Linked DNA regions of Homo sapiens: region 2 is linked to region 1. A link is a loop called in an ENCODE intact Hi-C map of the cell type or tissue named here. Cell type or tissue: Calu3. All regions are shown on one strand.

The links. Peaks named below come from ENCODE experiments on the same cell type or tissue, not always from the same donor. Only the 100,000 strongest peaks of a DNase experiment are listed, where the experiment ranks them.
Region 2: a loop joins it to region 1, with 17 times the contacts of the local background. A loop is called at or near these places in 12 of 110 quality-filtered maps.

Annotation. Positions count from the first base shown.
Region 1 is chr20:14,053,991-14,056,490 of GRCh38, reverse strand. The region is part of intron 2 of MACROD2 (mono-ADP ribosylhydrolase 2); the gene reads right to left. Among named protein-coding and RNA genes, the nearest start is that of MACROD2, 60 kb to the right of the region's middle. In Calu3, no CTCF peak of the experiment used is centred here; a DNase peak (open chromatin) is centred at 1,160.
Region 2 is chr20:13,897,255-13,899,754 of GRCh38, reverse strand. All of the region lies in intron 5 of SEL1L2 (SEL1L2 adaptor subunit of SYVN1 ubiquitin ligase), which reads left to right. Among named protein-coding and RNA genes, the nearest start is that of SEL1L2, 92 kb to the left of the region's middle. In Calu3, a CTCF peak has its summit at 1,501; no DNase peak of the experiment used is centred here.

The DNA.
Region 1 (2,500 bases):
AAATTTAGAGTAATAAAAGCTTTTGCACAAAAAGAAAAATGGAAGTACTAAGTTGTTAGAAAAACCTGGAAGACAAAAAAAACAGGTAAAATTATTTTTTCAGTTAGCAAGCAGAAGAATAAAATTCAAAGGGCCATTGCTTTAAAAAAACAATAAAATACATATATACCTCCAATCTAATTACAATCTAAAAACAGACAACACAAGACATAACATAAATGTAATGATAAAGGGGGTTTTGTCACATATGGAAGTCAAATATCATAAGAAAATTCTATACATAAGTGTTTGCTAATAATTTTTTTAAACTGAACAAAACAGACAATTCTTAAGGAAAACACAAATTATCATATTATCCAAAACCTGAGAAGACCAATAACTATAGAATAAACTGAAAAAGTCATGAAATAAATACCTCTATGAAAGGTCATGGGTAAAATCTAATTATATCATATATTACCCATTTACAATCTGCATAATCAATCAATCAACAGAAATGTCGGTAACACAGTCTGGGGTTCTTATTAAAAACTGGCATCCATTAATTCATTTACTCATTCAACAAATATATATCCAATGAGGACCCTGTGTGTACTGGCCTCTGCTAAATACCAGATACAAATATGTACAAGCCAAACATGATACCTGACCTCTAGAAGTTATAGAACACAAACAAGTAAACAGGTAATTACAACAAATTGAGATGTTATATAAGAGGAGAAGGGACAGGTTTAAAAAAAAAAAAAACAGTACTGATCCCTACTCTCAGCAATGTTGGGGAGAAGAGGGTGGAAGAGACAGCTGGTATATGTTGAATGCCTGCTCTTTGCTGTCTGTGTCAGGTGCCACAAAAAGACATTCTCATTCATTCCCAGTAAGAACTCTGGACAGGTAACTTGCCCTATGCCCAGACTGGTAAATGGACAAGTTTTAAGGATTCATAGTCAAATGTGTATATATATGTATTTTTTTTTTTTTTTTTTGCTCCTGAAACTTCTGATCTTTCCCTAATGCCATTAAAGGAGAATAAGAATAACTAATGGAAGAGCAATAAAAGAGAACACCAAACAAAGGCTGTGGCAAAGGATCAGTAGAGTCAAAAGAGAAAGACTGTAACAGGCTTACAAGTTAATTAATGCATTTTTGGAAATCGATCACTAGAGGGCGGCATTGCAAAGACTATGAATAACAAGTCACAAAAAAAAGAACCAGAGTAAAACTATAAAGAACGCCAATGTGTTTAATCCATTTGTAAGTACTTTTTAGAATGCTTAAAACATTATTTCATGTTTAAGACAAAATAAACGCATGTTTTTCTTTCTTAACCTGAAATGTGTAGAAAATATTTCCTTGGAGTTTCACAAAACAAAGACTACTGTAACATAGTAGATGAGTAAGTCCATAAATACAAAATCTAATTTTATAAACTAGCTTTGGTACAGCAGCTTCTCAGTTTGAAAATAATCATATCGACCTTTATGTTTTCTTTTGTCAACATACTAATATTAACAAAATTAACCCATATAGAACTATTTTCAGAAAGGCAGTCTATAAATAATTATATCATAGAGTCAGGAACCTGAACTTTGAGAAAGTGCCTTTAAATGAAAGGCAAAGACAGATAAATAATTCTTCTAAAATAAAATCACTGCCTGCATGTTCTCATCTCTGAGTACTTCACAATCCAGAGTTTTCTGGCCCCATTGAAATTGTTCTGGACAAATTTACCAGTGGCAATTCTTTACCAAATCTGAAGGATTCCTTGCACTTTTTATGTTTCTACACCTCTCTGTGACATCTGACACAACTGAACATTCTTCTTTAGTGAAACACTAATTTCTTGCATCCAGCATAACCCTCACCATTATACTTTTACTCTATTGGCTCCCTCCCTGGCCACTTTTAAAGTTTAAAAACTTCAAACCTTCTTAAACTTGGGGAGTTTAAAACTCAGCCCTTTTCTATCACATCTTTTCTTTAAACAAATCTTCATTACATGGAGCACTTGCCAAATCTCATTCTCCAGCCAACTTCTCATAACTGTGTGCTAGCTACCTCTGCTTATCTCTGCAGCTCCTCTTCTACCATCCAGCCTTCTACTCTAAGATGTTGCTACAGTAAATGGTCTACAACTTGCACTCAGCTGGAAACTCCCCTCTTGGAGCTCCCCCATCCACCTGCTTTTGGAATTCCTCCTCATCCTTATACATCTTGCTAAATTGTCATACACTCTACAAGTTTCCCCAGTATTCTCCAGGAATCATTCCCATCCTGGTAGCTTTCACTATTGGGTGGATCATACTAGATTCCAAATACTCATTTGGTTTTATTTCCCCACTCAATGTGGTGGGGGAGGCAGAAAAGTAAACAACCAATTACAATAAGTGCTTTAGATAATCCTGAAAGAGTACGATTACATACTAAAAAAATTAAAAACTAAATTTAAAAACCACCCACACAAACCAATTCGCAAGATGGTTTCTATATAACATAGTTACAC
Region 2 (2,500 bases), 160 kb after region 1:
TACTTGCTGTGGTTTGAGTGTTTGTGTCCTCTCCAAAATCCATGTTGAAACTTAATGCCCAATTTAACAATATTAATAGGTGAGGCCTTCAGGAGGTGATTAAGCCATGAGGGTGGCACCCCCTGTATAGGACTAGGTGCCCTTATAAAAAAAAGGGCTTGAGGGAGGAAGTTCGTTCCTTCTGCCCTTCCACCCTCTGCCAGGGAAGGACACAGGCTTTGACTTTCTTGTTGATTTCTGTTACCTCCAGTGCAGAGGACAGTGCCTGGCACCATCTGCTTAGTAAATGCTGGTTAAGTGAATTTTATTATTATGCTAAGAAGAAAAAATATAAATAATTATAATACATGCTGAAAATAGAGTGATAAAATTCAACATTTGTTTCTGATTCTAAAAGTTAGTAAACTGAGAGCATTTAATTGAAATTATTAGCAAAATGTAATATATAATAGCAAACCACAACAGACATCCATATTAAAATCAGAAACAAAAAAAAGAATACATGCCATGACCACAATTCATTACATTGTTCTGGAAGTTTTACCCAATAAAGTAAAAGGAAATAAGAGTTACATGAAGGAACTTACAAAATTATTATTTACAGATGATATGTGTCAATTTAGTATACTCAAGAGAATATTTAAAAAACAATGGGTTAGTGTCACATGGCATCTTTTTAAATATAAATAAATAAATTGTAAAAATAAAAAACAGGCTGCGCACAGTGGCTCATGCCTGTAATCCCAGCACTTTGGGAGGCTGAGGTGGGCATATCACCTGAAGTCAGGAGTTCAAGACCAGCTGGCCAACATGGTGAAACCCCATCTCTACTAAAAATACAAAAATTATCTGGGCATGGTGGCAGGCACCTGTAATCCCAGATACTCGGGAGGGTGAGGCAGGAGAATCTCTTGAACCCGGGAGGCGGAGGTTGCAGTGAGCCGAGATCGGGCCATTGTACTCCAGCCTGGGTGACAAGGGCGAGACTCTGTCTCAAAATAAATAACTAAAAATAAAAAAACAATGGGAAGCCATTAAAAGGTGCTAAACAGGGCCCAGGTGACATAAGTAGATTTGGCTCTACCCATAAATGAAGAATGGACAGGAGGAGAACAAGCCTGGATACTACTACAATTGTCCTGATGAGAATTGAGACTAGCTCACAATAGCAGGTGCTGGAAGAAATGAATTAGAGAGATATTGTAGAGGTGAAATTCACTGGAAGTTGATGGTAAATTGGTTACTTGGGGTAAGAGAGTAGAAGGTATCTCAGATACCTCCTGTGTGGGGTTATAAATACGAGAGTTCTGGGAAAGAGAGCCGGAGACTCACTATACAGAATGTAGACTCTTCTAATACTCCTGTTTTCAGCCTTGTTCTTCACCCATATTCTTTAATGTGTCTGTGTCTCAAAGTCTGAAGTTTCCTTGGTTTAATTTCTCCAGGGAATAAGCCTCCCATCTCCAGTGGGGTCAGGGGATGGGCTATCTGCCTGGCTGCACAGGACAGGGGTTAGGACTGCTCTTTTTATAGACTTCTAATCAATACCCATGTGTCAGCTCCACCTACTGGGTGGAAACTAGACTCTTTGAGAGTCTGCTTTATGTTCTTTTGGTTATATACCCAGAAGTAGAATTGCTGGATCATATGATAATTATATTTTTTAATTTTTTAAGGAAACTGCATACTGTTTTCCATAGCAGCTGCACCATTTCACATTCCCACTAACAGTGCACAGGTTCCTATTTCTCCCCATTCTCACCAGCGGTTTTTATTTTCTGGGTTTTTTTGGGGTGTGTGTGTGTGTGTGTGTTTATAGTGGCCATCTTAACAGGTATGAAGTAATATCTTATTGTGGGGTTTTTTTTTGTTTTGTTTTTTTGTTTTTGAGAGGGAGTTTTCGCTCTTGTTGCCCAGGCTGGAGTGCAGTGGCACGATCTTGGCTCACTTCAACCTCCACCTTTTGGGTTCAAGCGATTCTCCTGCCTCAGTCTCCCTAGTAGCTGGGATTACAGGCATGCATCACCATGCCCGGGCTCTTATTGTGGTTTTGACTTGCATTCCTTAATGATTAGTGATGTTGAGCACCTTGATATTGAGCACATTTTCATATACCTGTTGGCCATTTGTATATCTTCTTTGGAGAAATATGTATTCAAGTTCTTTACCCATTTTAAAAATTGGGGTACTTGGGGGTTTTTGTTATTGAGTTGTAAGAATTTTTATACATTCTGGATGTTAATCCCTTAACAGATATATGGTTTGCAAATATTTTCTCCACTTCCATAGATTGCTGTTTTACTGTATCAATTGTTTCCTTTCCTACTTTTTAAAGTTTGGTATAGTCCCACTTGTCCATTTTTGCTTTGGTTGTCTGCACATTTGTTGTGATATCCAAGAAATCACTGCCAAATCCAATGTCATGAAGCTTTTCCTCTATAGTTTCTTTGAGGAGTTTTATAGTTTCAGGACTTACTTTTGGTCTATTCCATTTTTAGCT